Linked DNA regions of Homo sapiens: region 2 is linked to region 1. A link is an interaction called in ENCODE POLR2A ChIA-PET data of the cell type or tissue named here. Cell type or tissue: MCF 10A. All regions are shown on one strand. Links, peaks and the distances in the headings refer to the core of each region. The heading gives the core; the rest is flanking DNA. Region 1 overlaps RIN2 (Ras and Rab interactor 2). Region 2 overlaps RIN2 (Ras and Rab interactor 2).

Region 1 (7,809 bases), core at 2,700-5,199:
CACAGACCACCTTTTAAAACTACATATAGTGTGGCTATTACCACGTGTCAGGCACTGTGCTGAGTCCTTGACAGCTATTAACTCACTTAATCTTCCCAACAACACTGTGAGGTAACTCTGTTATTATTCCCATTTTAATGAGGAGAACACTGAGGCACAGATATTTTTTAAAGTACCTTGTACAAAGTTAGTGGGAGAGAGAAAAGGAAAGGTGTGAAGAGTGAAAAGGAGTGGCTCAGCCAGGCGCAGTGGCTCACACTTGTAATCCCAGCAATTTGGGAGGCTGAGGTGGGAGGATCCCTTGAGCCTAGGGGTCTGAGACACACCTGGGCAACACAGAGAGACCCCAATCTCTACCAAAAATTAAAAAAAAAAATTAGCTGGGTGTGGTGGTGGGCACCCGTGCTTCCAACTACTTGGGAGGCTGAGGCGGGAAGATCACTTGAGCCCAGGAGGTCAAGGCTGCAGTGAGCTGTGATTGTGCCACTGCACTCCAGCCTGGGTAACAGAGTGAGACTCTGTCTCAAAACAAACAAACAAAAACCAAACAAACAAAAAAAGAAAAGGAGGGGATCAAAGTGTGATCTCTGGGTTCTCCAGGGCTGGAGTTCAGGGAGATAAAGAAGAACCAGCCAGGGCACTGGGGGCAGCAGCAGGACAGCTAAGAGGATCCCAGGGAGGTGTGGGGTCCCAGAAGCCAAGCCAAGCAAATGTCCCAAAAAGGAGGGCAGATGGACCATGGCAGACGACGCTGACAGGAGACAGGACGGGAGGTGGGCACTGGCCATCGGGCCAAAAACTGACATCTTCACTTTCCATAGCCTCATTCTGAATGAACTTCCTTCCATTTTGATTGTAGGCAACAAACCACAGTAGTAGTATCACGACCTGTGATTTTGTCACCAACAGAAACCACAGAGGTTTCACCGTTGTCACAGCTGTTACAGAGATTGTGTCATTTATGCCTATCTGTCACATGTAAAACAGAAGCACCTATGCCATGGAAGCACATGCTGAAACACACACTGAAACATTCTGATCACTGGACTTCACTGTAATTGTTTTTCCCATGACATCCTATATATGTTATTTTATGCATTCAAAAGATTATTCAGAGAAGGAGTCCATGGCACAAGACAAAGTTAAAGATCAAGGTTATCTCAATATTAAGCACGAAAGAGCAACCAAACACTAACACAGCTAGAGTAATAGTGATTCCTAACCTAGGGACTAGCTTGGTGCTTAATCTGGTATTCCATCAACTAAGGAACCATAGACATTTCGTGGTGGCTGTGGTGGGATAGGCGACTCCCTATCCCAGCTCACACTCACAGAGTACGAAGCTGCAGAGGAAGCTGACGGCGGTGCATTTCCTGCAGCCGTCAGACGTGCAGAGCCAGGGGCCCGGGCGGTGCTCGCCACTTCTTTCTCCAGGGGTTTTGCTGAAAGCAACTCTGCTACCTACTGGTCTGCTTTCCTCTTCCCTCCTCTCCCCTTTGGCTGCTGCTCTGTGCCAGGCTGAATTGTGGCCACAGCTATGCTTTTCCTTGATCTTAGAAATAACTGAACTGGCCCTCCTGACAGCTCCATTGGACAAAATGGAGAAATTAAAACCAAACTCACTACTTCTAAAAAATCAGCAAGACACTCCAGCACAGAAGCCAAAACTGTGTAGCTTTTTCCCCACAGCACACAGTTTCCACATCAGTCAAATGCAGGCCCTAAAGAGCTTTCCCTCCTGGAAGTGCTAGGAAGATTCCGTAAGTTAGTCGCTATAAGCGACTTAGAACAGTAGTTTAATATGAACAGTGTTGCCACATGGCCAACATGATCTATATTGTTAAATAAAGACAACTCATCTTGCTTTTTCCTCTTTCTTTTCTGTTAAAAAAAAGCCAAATAAAATGCCTTTGCAAATGTATAAATTCATGAATTAAGCAACATAGCATTCAAAGTGACATTCATCTGGGAAAAAAGGCTGTTGTGGACTGCTTACAGTTATTCTTACCTCTGAAAAGGAAAAGATGGAAGGAAATGTTAAAGATTAAGCAACCACCCAGCTCTCACTCTAATACCCACCGGAGTCAGAAAACAAGATCTTGAGGGCCCCTCACATGTTCAGAACGTCCTTCTCACACCCCCAAAATCCCCTGTGCTTATATGCAGGGGAAAGGTTTCCGCCGCTCTGTGTCTGGGTGTCTGTCATCTGTGGAGCTTGGGGTTGATCTCACAGAGCCGCCTTTCCTGGCTATGAAAGAAATCAGTGCTACCAAAGCTCTCTTTTCTGTTGTTATCAGCCTAGACTCCCAATTAAATTTTAGCTCAACAAGGCACAGGATAGAGAAATTCCCTGGCTAAAGTTCCACGATGTTTGAAACTACTCTGGAGGTGAGGCAGAGAGTCACTACCTGAAAATCATTGTGCATTTGTCTAGTTTATGGGGAAAAAATAAGACTTTCACACTGAGGTCAAGAACAATCATAGAATGCTGGGTGTGCTGCAAGGAGCAGGGGGACCATCTGGTTCACCCCCATCGTTTTGTAGAGAAGGAAAGGAAAGGAAGGCACAGAGAATTAAGGGTGAGTGCTGTTCCCCCAGAGACATCGGGTATCAAAGTACCACCTTCCAGCTGCAAGTGCCTCCCTGGGATGTTGCTCTCTCCCGTCAGCGTATGGCGGAACTAGTCGGGCTGGTTTGAAACTTGCCTGGACAACCAGAACCATCTGGCTGGCCTGCCTGTTGCATGACTTGCAGGCAAAACCTACTCCATAAATCTCAGCCTCACACTGCTCCAGGCAGGCTCAGCCCCACTTTCTGGGAGAAAGGGGAAGCTGTTAACAAATCTGGCCTCTAAGGCACGAAGTGTCTGTGTCTTTTTATAGCCATTATATTGTTATCTTGTTAGCATCAAAGTTGGAAGAAGTCACCTTCAACTTCCCACCACCCCCCGACCTTTGCACCCCCTTTCTCCAGGTACAGACCAGTCCCTTGCCTCCTATTCAGACGGTGTGCAGTATGTGCACAGGTATCGCCTTCAACAGCACAGCACGCCGCCTTCCCTTTGTATCGAATTTACAACCACATCCAGTTTCCAATCACTGCACGGCTTTTCAGGTTAATGGTTTTTTGGAGACTGCTGGGGTTTTTCTCTGACCTGAGAATGCAAAATGAGTCCATCCTCTTTAGCTGCTCCCCTGTAAGCCTTCTGGAGACTCACACGGCTACACTGAATTCTACTTTGCACACGCTGGATCTTGCTGCATTACTGTTTCCATCATTGGGAGTAGGTGGATATGGCACAGACAATTTTAGGTTTCCGGGTTCTGGTGCCAGGAGGAATTGAGAGAGTATAAAGTTCAAGTGCCTTCAAAGTGATTAAAATAAACAAGCAGACAACTAGTTCCTAGGCCACTCCCACCTCCTACAGAGGATTTCATCTAGAGCTGCTACCACACTCCCAGCTCCCAGACTTCTGAGGAGTGACTGCAAGTCAGCCCTTGGCAGTGCCAGGGTTCACTCGATCCCTTTCTCGCACCCATCACCTAACCGTGTCTCTGGTCACCTGTGGGTTTCAGCGGGTTCCAGGCCATTTTCCAGGTTGACATCTGTCCGCACCATCTCCTGTTTCAGTTCTCCGATCTCCGAGGCAATTGTGTCAATGAGCTATTCAAAGACAAAAATAGTATGACGTCAGGAAGTGGAGAGGCGTGGCATGCCCACAGCGCCCGGGGAACTCAGGCTTTTCAATAGGAACAGAGATGACCATCTTTTTCTATTTCTTTTTTTTTTTTTTTAATCTTGGCTCTGTGAATTTCCTCTAGCCAGAGGAAAAAATAAAGGGGGAGGAGGCAGCTTCTCCTTAGAAAGGGGAAGAACTTAGGTTTCGGTATTGTAATAAGGAAAAGAATATGACACCCAGTTTGTTAGGTTTCAGTATTGTAATAAGGAAGATAATATAACACCCAGTTAGCTTTCTCAACATGAATATAGACGGGAATAAATACATCCTGGCAAAACCGGGCCTCAATATTCATTTGGCAAGGGAAACCCTCCAAAGGAACCCCCTTTGAAGGACTGAAATTCATACAATGATTATTTTGTTATAGAAATGAGTTTATTTAAAAGATATATCCAGCTTACATATTGATTTCTGACGACATCAAAATGATTTCTTGTTCTATTCTTTGCACTGCTGTGGAGAGAAGATTGTTGGGGAAAGGGAAGAGAAAGGACTGAGTGAGGCTGGGGTGGATGAGTGGGGAGGAGGGGAGTGGGCCCCAGGGCCATCTAGGGGAAAAGGCGGCCCCATCTCAGATCCCCACCTATCCATGCACCTGCATCTGACCCTTCAGGCTGGTCTAAAATCTTTCACCCTCCTATTCACTCATTCAACAGAGTCTTTCCTGGCGCGTACTAGGCACTGTAAGTGTACAGTGGCTGTTCTCAAGGGTGCCACTCTGCTCACTATTTTTTGAAAACATAGTAATTTTCCATACAAACGTTATTTACATTAACAGGTAACAGGTCCATTATTGTTTTAAAATAAGCGTTATTAAATTCCTTCATTTTAATTTCTAAGATGGCAACTATTTATAGATATGATCCATACAAACATAAGTTCTTTGGGATCCTCAATAATTTTTAAGAGCATTGGCCAGGCATAGCGGCTCTTGCCTGTAATCCCAGCACTTTGGGAGGCCGAGGCAGGCAGATCACTTGAGGTCAGGAGTTCAAGACCAGCCTGGCCAACATGGTAAAACCCCATCTGTACATAAATACAAAAAAATTAGCCAGGCGTGGTGGTGCGTGCCTGTAGTCCCAGCTACTCCAGAGGCTGAGGTAGGAGAATCACTTGAACCCAGGAGATGGAGGTTGCAGTGAGCCAAGATCATGCCACTGCACTCCAGCCTGGGCGACAGAGTGAGGCTCCATCTCAAAAAAATAACAACAACAATAATAATTTTAAAGAGCATCAAGGGGTCCTGAGGCTAAGAAATTTGAGCACTGTTCTCACTAAAGAGAAATGTTGTCTTGTCTCAGGTAGCTTTTATCCCACCCAGACTCTGGGAGGGAAACTTCACTTGCGCTTAAAGCTTGTTCTAAAATGTGACCCCATCTATTCACTCACTATTTCGACAAACTTTTATGGGCTCCCGCTTCATGCCAGGTACTGCAAATGGGGAGTGGAGCTGAGAAGATCTCAGTTCTCATGGAGATGAGATTCTGGTGGGGCAGAAAGACACCAGAACCAAGCACTGAGCAGTTCCAGAATGAAGACAGGTGAAGGTAATGCTGTGGGAGCAACAAAGGGGCCAAACAGATCAGGGCGGGTTGGTCAGGGCAAGTCTTTTTTAAGCGATAGAGCCTTGAATGACAAGAATGCCATGAAAAGATCAAAGGAAGAGCCCTCCACATGGAGAGAAAGTTCTGGAGGCCAGGAAGGTGTGCAGGAGGAGAGGCAGGCAGGGATCAGATCTTGCCAACTTTGTAGATCATGGTATTCACCACCTTGAGTCTTCCATGATAAGAACCATTGGAAGGCCTTAAGTAGGAGAAAGCCATTTTACATCTGTTTTATGGTCTAAACCGATCACCTTGGCACTGAGGTGGTTGGAAAGGGCAAGATGAGAAACAGGAAGACCAGTTAGGAGCAACTACAGTGGTCTAGGCAAGAGATGATGCAGCTTGGACCGAGGTGGTAGTGGTGGAACTAGAAAGAACGGGGGAATTTAGGAACAATTTGACATAGAAATTGATATAATTTGATGGATTGAATGTGGGGGTGGTAGAAAGAGAATAATCAAGGATGGCTCCGAAGTGTTTGGTTTGAGCAATTAATAAATGGCATTGCCCTTGACTGAGATGGGAGCAATGGGGAAGAATTAGACTTGAGGGGGAAACTGCATTGAACTTCGGGCAGATTAAATTTATTTCAGTTGTTTATCAGCCATCAAATAAATCTGTGAAGTAGCTTCTGACACTCTGGATGGAGATTTTTCTGTTTGGAAGTCACTGGCATGTGTGGCTGGCATTCTAAAGCACTGTGGCAGGGAGAGATTATCTAAGGAGAGAGGTCGATGGAGAAGGGGGCCCAGCAGATAGCTCTGGACACTCCCAGGACTTAGAGGTCAGAAGAAGGGAAGCCAGCCAAGCCCTTCATGCTTGATCCATCCCCTCGGTGCCTGTGACTGCAGTAAGGACCAGAGGGGGAGCTTCCAGAAGCACTGGGGCCTCGAGAGAGGAAATGATTAGGAGATCCTATTTTATACATATCTCTGTGGCAAAGTTTTTTTAAAAAGTCTGACAATGCCAAATACTCTAGGATGTGGGAAAACAGGATCCCCCTTGTCTTTCTCTGTTTCCTGTTGCTATAACAGAATACTACAGACTGGCTAATTTATTAAGAACAGAAGTTTATTTGGCTCATGGTTCTGGAAGCTGGAAAGTCCGAGAGCATGACTCTGGCATCTGGTAAGAGTCATCCCGTGGCGGAAGGCAGAAGTGAGTGGAGACAGGGAGAGGAAATCGGCCAAGCTCATTCTTTTTGTCAGGAAACCACGTCTTTGAAAACTAACCCGCTACCAAGATAACGGCATTAATTCATTTGTGAGGGCAGAGCCCTCATGACCTAATGATCTGTTAAAGGTCTCACCTTTTAAGACCGTTACAATGGCAATTAAATTTCAACATGAGTTTTAGAGGTGACATTCAAACCATGGCACCTCTTACACTGCTGGAGGAATATTACCCCCAGAGCTACTTTGGAAAGCAATTTGGCAACATCTTGTAGGGTTAAAGATACACAAACCTATATGTGTACTTTAGAGACTAAACTTGCACGTGGGCCCAAAGATACCTTTGCAAGAATATTTGTTGCACCATTATTTGTGAGAACACCTAAGGGTTCATTAAGAGGAGAATGGATACATTAATTGAGTATAAAATGCTACATAGCAGTTAAAAATTAATGAACCAGAACTGTATGTATGAACACATGTATAAACATAAAAGCCCAAAAGGCTTTTTTTGAAAGCAGAAAAAAAAAAAAAAAAGGCAAATCGAGAAGCATTATATACAGCATGTGAAGTTTAAAACCATGCAAACGTTCCCAACACAAGGAAAAAGATACATGGATGGATATCCCAGTTACCCTGATTTGCTCATTACATATTGCATATTAAAATATCACCTGTACACCCCAAAATATGTACAACTATGACATAACAAATTAACAAATAAAATGTATCCATATAATGTTTATATTGATAACATGTTGAAAGAATACTATTTCGTCTATGTTAGGTTTTAAAATATATTATTAGGCCAGATGTGGTAGCTCATGCCTGTAATCTCAGCATTTTGGGAGGCCAAGGTGGGAGAACTGCTTGAGGCCAGGAGTTGGAGACCAGCCTGGACAACATAGTGAGATCGTCTCTATAAAAAGTTTTTTTAAAAATAAAATACTGTTACATGTTATATTATTAAAATTATAAATGCATGCAAAACTGTACTGTATGTTTATAGATACACACATAGACACAAAGGCTATCCTAATATGTATGGGGTTATAATCCTAATCCAGGATAGTGGTTACCTCTAGACAGGAGAAATGGATGAAAGTGTTCACAGGTCAATGGGCTCGGTCACGTGTGAGATTTTATTTATGTATTTATTTTGTAGAGACACTTTCTCACCATGTTGTGCAGGCTGGTCTTGAACTCCTGGCCTCAAGCAATCCTCCCACCTTGGTCTCCCAAAGCTCTGGGATTGCAGATAGGCACCACCGTGCCTGGAAAGATTTTATTTCTT
Region 2 (7,809 bases), core at 3,507-6,006, 70 kb before region 1:
CAGGTCAGGAGTTCAAGACTAGCCTGGCCAACATGGTGAAACCCCTTCTCTACTAAAAATATAAAAATTAGCCGGGTGTGGTGGCACATGCCTGTAATCCCAGCTACTCAGGAGGCTGAGGCAGGAGAATTGCTTGAACCTGGGAGGTGGTTTGCAGTTAGCTGAGATCGTGCCGCTGCACTCCAGCCTGGGGGACAGAGTGAGACTCTGTCTCCAAAAAAAAAAAAAAGAAAGAAAGAAAAGAAAAAGAAACCAATAAGCAGCAGTATCAGCATCTTTTTAGAAGTATGGAGATAAATAATGAATACACAGCTGGAGACGTAGTTTAGGGGAGGAGATAACAGAAATGGGATTGGGAGGAGGCTCAGGGGCTGCTGCCTTCCATTGCAAGTCTTCCAATATTTGATTTTGAAAACCATGTATTGTGTTTATTCTTTTAAAATCCTCCTTCCCCTTGAAAAACATAAGGCAAAATCATGTGAGTAAACCAGTGTCATCTGGAAAAACAAATGAGGGCTCAGGATTGTCCACAATGGTTACCTGGAGAAATGAAAGAGTTCTGCGAAATTCACCATACTTTCCCTTTGAAATTGTCTGCTGGGGATTCCACAGGAGCTTTTTCCAGCGATGTTTTAAATCATCCACTCCTTGCTCACCGAAGAGGTTTTATTAAACACATCTTTGTTTTTCGAAGTTGGTGAGTAAAAGGGTCTTATGATTAGTAGATTCTCAGGGAATGAAATGCCTTTAAAAGGAAGTTGGCTGTTCTTCTTCTTCTTTTTTTTGAGACAGAGTTTCACTCTTGTTGCCCAGGCTGGAGTGCAACGACACAGTCTCGGCTCATCACAACCTTCCCTTCCTGGGTTCAAGCCATTCTCCTGCCTCAGCCTCCTGAGTAGCTGGGATTACAGGCGTGCGCCACCACACCTGGCTAATTTTGTATTTCTAGTAGAGATGGGGTTTCTCCATGTTGGTCAGGCTGGTCTCAAACTCCCGACCTCAGGTGATCTGCCCACCTCGGCCTCCCAAAGTGCTGGGATTACAGGCGTGAGCCACTGTGGCCGGACCAGCTGTTCTTTAAGAAAATAAAAAAGCTTATAAACTTCCCATGTCACATGCAGACAATGTGACTAATTGTGCAGACTACATGACGACATCCGTGCGTGCACACACATGCATGTGCAAGCAGCTGGCCCGGACAGAGAGATCCCCCTCCGCTGCTCCTGTTTGCCCTCATACAGATGTTGGAGGTGAGAGAAGCCACTCTCCAGCAAACTCAGCAAAATCATTAAGTTTGACTTCAGCAATCCCACCTAATTTTCAGAATCTTTTCCCCACGCCCTTCAAGCCCCTTTTCCCTGTCAAAGCAAGAAGAACATAATTGAATATATATAATGAGGTAAAAACTTGGTTCCTGACATTTGTTTGTTAAGCCTTTTGTCCATAATGTAGGTGATTTTAAATGAAGTTATGCCTTACTCTTAGCAAAACAATTATGAGCTATTTTCTTCTCCTTTCCTGCAGGGTTCTAAGAGCAGCACACCTCCTACATTTGTGTATTTGTATCAGCTGCACAAATGCCAAGGCCCCAAATATACCTTGAACTAATGCTTCTCAAGCCAACTCTAATGTGCTCGTGAATCTTGTTAAAATGCAGATTCTGATCCAGCAGGTCTGCCAGGGGTCTGAGATTCTCACAAACTCCCAAAAGATGTGATGCTTGATCCGTGGACTATGGTTTTCAAGGCAAAACCCTAAACTATCTGTTCAATGAGAGTTTGCAATTTGTCAGGTCTCATATTTTCATGTGCTAGCGAAAAATAGAAGCTTTGTGATGTCGTAGCTGCTTCACTTACGTATTTTTTTCTGATTGGTTAAAGAGTCTCTAGCATTTTATTGTTTTCTGTAGTTTTTCTTTCAGTAGATAATAGATGCATAAGTCTTTTCTGCATATGATCGTACATCAATAGGCTGCAGAGAAAAATGGGAGTGAGAAAGATAAAATGGACGGAAACTGCAATCTGGTAAATAAATGCATTCTCTCATAATTTGTAGAAGTGGTGAGAAATCGGAAGCACGCACATCAGAAATAAAAAGAATTAATCACGTCAACCTCTGTATTCTTCTTGGTAAAGCACCAAGTTTTAAACAATAGTCCTGTTAAATGATATAAATGGACATATAAATTCGTGAATATAATAAAGTAAAAGGGGAAAAAGGTGGAGGAAAGTGGTTAAAATAATCACTGACTATAATTATGCTTTTACTTAAATAATAATTCCTTTTTGGGAAATACTATTTTAGACTCTTGTGCAGGCAGAGATGGTTCCTCTTAGGATTTCGATCTGCCCGTGACTGGGAAGCTAGCAAGACGTCTTTGCAACCTCCCTTGCTCCCTTCTCCCTTCTTGGCGAAAGTCACCCCTGGCTATGGGCCCTGATGATGCTCTTGACCAGCATTGAATACTGGGGAAAATGAGCTACTCCCAACTCACACGCACACACCACCATCACCGCCATCACCACCGTCAGCAGTAACAACAATAAAGTTAGGCCAGGTGCGGTGGCTCACGCCTGTAATCCCAGCACTTTGGGAGGCCAAGGCGGGTGGATCACGAGGTCAGGAGATCGAGACCATCCTGGCTAACACGGTGAAACACCATCTCTACTAAAAATATAAAAAATTAGCCGGGCATGGTGGCGGGCACCTGCAGTCCCAGCTACTCAGGAGGCTGAGGCAGGAGAATGGCATGAACCTGGGAGGCGGAGCTTGCAGTGAGCCGAGATCGTGCCACTGCACTCCAGCCTGGGCGACAGAGTGAGACTCCGTCTCAAAAATAAATAAATAAATAAAATAAAATTAATGACTAGTATTCACTTTATGTTTGATCTTCCTACATTGAGCAACCCGCCCCAGTACATTTTTCTTAAACCTTTGATACCCATTACTGCCTTTCTTCTGTTTCACAAGAAACTTGCCAGCAGATAATAGCATGAATGGGTAAGCAGAAATAAGCAGTAGGGGTGAAATGCCAAAGCAGTCGATTATCTAATAATCATAATAAGTAACATTTAACAGTGCTTGTGGTGTGGTGCCTGGATGTTCTAAGCACTTTGCATGGATCAATTTATGTTTGCCTTACAGCAGTGCCTGAAGAGGCAAGATGCTATTTTCATCCTTGGCTAGTAATAGGTACATACGTTTGACAGGATGCATGTGTCTGTTCCTTTGTAGATGTAACCTGTGAATGTGTTTTATTTTATATACACATACCGTTTTTTTTTTTTTAACTTTTAAGATCATCCCTAGTTGATATGCTAGAACTGCACTCTCCAATATGGTAGCCACCAGCCACATGTGGCTATTGGTTATTTAAGACATGGCCAGTGTGAAATGAGATGTGCTGTAGGTGCAAAATGCACACAAGACTTTGAAGACAATATAAAAAATAAAAAAATGTAAAATGCCTCTTTAATATTTTTAATTGATTGGTTGTTGAAATATATTTGAGATATCATGAGCTAAATAAAATTACTAAAATTGATTCTACATATTTCTTCTTGATTTTTAAAAATGTGGCCACTAGTAAATGTAAAATTACCTATTATGTGGCTTGCTTCGTATTTCTACGGGATAGCACCAGGCTAGAAGTACATGTTCCATGGTCCTCTGCCAGCCAAATCAGGTTGAGAATGCATGCTTGGTTAGGTGTCAGTGGTCTTGGTTAGGCAAAGGTGTTACTTCTCGCAGGTGTGTTTTTATATTAAAATCCAGATTTTGATCTAAACTAGTAGTTTTCACAGCAGAAGCACCTTGGAAGTTTAAAATAAATATGGCTGGCTGGGTCGCCTCTGCAGAGATTCTGATGGTCTGGGCAGCTGGGGCATTGGGAGTTTTAAAAGGCTCCGGGTGACTTCAAGCTGACAGCCAAAGCTGAGAGCCACCTATTCAAATGGAACAACGGACACTGGGTCTTGGTGACAGATAGTGTGGGCGGGTAATGTTTGCAGTGGGGCCGGGTTCACACTTTTTGAGTCTCTGGTTGGAACTGAAGAAACAAACTGTGAAAAGGATCAGAGCCTGCTTTTTGGCAAGGAGGCTTGGAATAGAGTTAAGAGCACCCTCAAACCTACTACGTGAGGGAAAACCCAGCCCACAGAATCATGGTGGGGAAATGGGAAGAAAGGGAAGCAATGGAGCTAATTATGTGTAGTGATATTTCCCCCAGGAAACCGAAGGCTGGTTACAGAGGTGAAGGCCGTCTAGGAGCTCCTCCCTGGCCACCCGTGGTCCTCAGGTTCTGAGCCCCTCTCCACAGGTGGCAGGATCTGACCACCCCCGTTCCCCAGCAGTGAGAAATGAGGGCTGGCTGTAGTAGTTCTAATGTGTGCACTCAAAGGAAATACTCAGATTCATTAATGTAATGATAGTCTAAGTGTCTTACATGCAGCCTCAGAGTTCAGGCAAATTTTACTTTTAAATGGGAGAATTTATAGCAGACTCGAGATAAGAAACTCTGCCCCCATCTCCACCCCCAACCACCTCACTCCAACTGAAGCTTCTCCAGGGAGACTTCTGAGGGGAGGCCTTGGTTACACTTTCTCAGAAATTTGGGAAGCTGAGGGGGGTAGATCCCTTGAGTTCAGGAGTTTGAGACTAGCCTGGGCAACATAGTGAGACCTCACCTCTACAAAAAATAAACACAAATTAGCTGGGCATGGTGGTGCACACCTGTAGTCCTAGCTAGTCAGGAGGCCGAGGTAGGAGGATTGTGCTTGAGCCCAGGAGGTTGAGGCTGCAGTGAGCCGAGATAGCACCACTGCATTTCATTTCAGCCTGAGTGACAGTCACACCTTGTCTCAAAAAAAAAAAAAAAAAAAAAAAGGTTACATGCCCAGACCTTTCAGAATAATTATATATATTTTTAACTTCCCATACCTACATTTCTTCCAAAGCTAGTATTCATGGGGGAAAGGTTTGTGCCAACTGCCACCATTTTTGATGTTGGAGTAAAATCGATCTTTTTCTAATCAGAACCTGTTTCTTGAGACAAATGCCAGATGTTTTCCTCCTCCCTCCCTCTCTGCCTTCTTTTTTTTTCTTTTTTTTCTTTTTGAGACTGAGTCTTGCTCTATTGCCCAGGCTAGAGTGCAGTGTCCTCATCTCAGCTCTCTGCAACCTCCGCCTCCTGGCTTCAAGGGATTCTCCTGCCTCAGCTTCCCGAGTAGCTGGGATTACAGGTGCCTGCCACCATGCCCGGCTAATTTTTGTATTTTTAGTAGAGATGGGGTTTCACATGTTGGCCAGGCTAGTCTTGAACTCCTGACCTCAAGTGATTCACCCACCTTGGCCTCCCAAAGTACTGGGATTACAGGCATGAGCCACCGCGCCTGGCCCCTCTCTGCCTTCTTTCCTTCCTTTCCTTATCACGTATTTAGGATTTTGCAATGTTAGGCGATTTCTTTCCCATATTTCCAACTGAATTAGAGTTAACCAAATGACAAAAAGTACTTTTGGTCTCAAATTCACCATCATGAAAATGGGCCGAAAAAATGAGGACACTTAGAATTTTACTATCAGATACTGCCAGATGATTAAAATGCCTGTGTTCCACACACACTGTGCCCTTCGGAGTCCTTCTTGTGCTGTTTCTGTTTCTCTGAGACTGCTGGTAGGAGACCAGGAGTGACTAGGTGTGACCAGGCATGACGGCATGAGCAGGCGTTAAAGATTGGAGCGCTGCCTCATTTCAAGTCTCTTAAAGAAGATGAAGGTAACAGCTGCCCAATGAGGACGGAACCGCATTTGTGAATGGAAGCATTCATAGCTGGGTTTCCTGTCCTTTGTATTTTCTTATAGATCTGAAGTTGTAACCTCCACATAATATGAACTACTTCAACAGTTTCTATTTCTATTCTGTGTCCCGGGGGTGTGGGGGTGGTACTAGAGTGAAAGTATTTGGCAGCGCATGCAACATAAAAAAAAAAAAAAATCCCTTCCTTTGGCCGGCGTTCAACTTTTATAACATGTTTTTATTTTTACTTTTTTGTAGGGGGAAGACAGGGTTGCTCTGTCGTCCAGGCTGCAACGCAGTGGCGGGATCATAGCTCCCCGCACCCTCAAACTCCTGGGATCAAGCGATCCTCCCACCTCAGCTATAATGTATTTTTAAATTTGGAAATGCGTTCTCCTCTTCCTCCACCCAGCATGTATATTTTTACTCTCCTCTTATTCCCTCCAACCTTCACCCAAGTCTGTTTCCTGGCAATTTGAGAAGTGAGAAATGCCTGCGTGGGGGAAAAAGTGGAGGCACATGTTGTGTTGTAATTTTAACGGGGAAACATTGCCCAATGACAAAACCAGGGACCGTCTTGTGATGTTGCTTTCTGCCCACGCTACCTTTTCCTCTTCTGAGCCCGCTCTCGTCCCACCGAAGGCTGCAAGGCTGCCTCGCATCCAGAGGCTGTGACCTGCTTTAAATCAACAAAGCATGATGATCTTAGTTTGAAGAGTTGGGAGGACAACCATATGGATTGAGCTGTCATCTTTTGGTCCGTTGTAAATATCAAAAGCAGGCAGCCCATTCAATTCTCATTCTGATCTTTACGGATCTCTCCCACTGATGAGTTAGAAACCCTTCTAAACTCATGTTTTCCTTCCTTCAGCCAGCAAGGATTTATTGAGCACTTACTATTAATATATGCCAGGCACCCTTCCAAGCATGGGGAGTATGGCAGCGAGGAGTCCAAGCCTCTGCGCTATCAATTTTGCAACAGCACTGAACTGTCACCCAGGGCATTGCAGAGGTTACGTGAGGACAGGGTGGGGCTGTCTGCAGGACCCCAGCTAACTCCGGGTTCAAATTACCTGTGATTTGCTCTAAGTCCCACTGAGCCAAGTACAGCACTAGATAACAATGAAAACACTTTCAGGTGGGAGGATGATCTTTTCCTTCTGCTCCTTAACTTTTGCCCCATATCAGGAGGAGCTTCTGAGAAATGTGAGCTTTTCTGCTCACCCCCACGATACATTGTCTAACCACAAACCCTGGTTCGGATTTCATCTGTCCATGACACTGCGTGGTGCATGAATATATTCTTACTCTAAAGAAAAAAAAAAACAGCCAAAGGATATTTCAAAAATTATTTTCACACATGATTATCATACAGTATTACAATGTATTATGTGCAAAATTCCATTTAAAAAATCATTTACAAAAGTACAACACAGTATGTGCTGAGGGTTCTAGTTCAACAAAAGCCAAGGCTAAAAAAGGTACAAGGTACAAAGCCAACCAAATGAGATGACTATGCATCTTTACACAGTACAATAACATGTTTTTGTAACTACCTGTGTTACGTGGATACAAGACCCTCATAGTTTGTGCACCTGCAAACTGGTTTTATTTAACATAAGTTTAATTTCACTGCAGGTTCTGATAATGTAGATTGATTTTTTTGTGCATTTTCAAATTCTTCTCCATTATATAGCATCTTATTTAACTCAACAAAAGCCACATTATACATTACTTGGTTTCTGGTCCCAATAATTTGATGCTGTTAAGTTTTAATTTGTATGGAAAAGGGAGAAAAGTGTTCTTCTTGATTTTTATTTTCCTCAAGGGGCTTTCAAAATTGTTTCTACAAGCAAATCACACATGGAATAGATTTTGCCAAACCTCACTGCATATTTACAGTATTTTAAGCATAGGTGGTTCCTTCTATCTCTTTTTCTACATCTTTTGAAGAGCCTGAACCAGCAGACTGCACTCCTCAGTCCTTTGTTAGAGTTCATATTTCTCTCTCTACC

Evidence for each region. ChIA-PET counts read pairs that join two places held together with the same protein. Peaks named below come from ENCODE experiments on the same cell type or tissue, not always from the same donor. Only the 100,000 strongest peaks of a DNase experiment are listed, where the experiment ranks them.
Region 2: POLR2A ChIA-PET joins it to region 1 with 5 read pairs; 10 of 35 experiments call an interaction of 5 or more read pairs at or near these places.

The regions. Positions count from the first base shown.
Region 1 is chr20:19,930,953-19,938,761 of GRCh38, reverse strand. RIN2 (Ras and Rab interactor 2) reads right to left here. Exons shown (of 13, transcript NM_018993.4): 4 at 3,563-3,663. Among named protein-coding and RNA genes, the nearest start is that of NAA20, 83 kb to the left of the region's middle. In MCF 10A, for the core only: no CTCF peak of the experiment used is centred there; a DNase peak (open chromatin) is centred at 3,691.
Region 2 is chr20:20,001,777-20,009,585 of GRCh38, reverse strand. RIN2 (Ras and Rab interactor 2) reads right to left here. Exons shown (of 13, transcript NM_018993.4): 13 at 7,130-7,809. Among named protein-coding and RNA genes, the nearest start is that of NAA20, 12 kb to the left of the region's middle. In MCF 10A, for the core only: no CTCF peak of the experiment used is centred there; no DNase peak of the experiment used is centred there.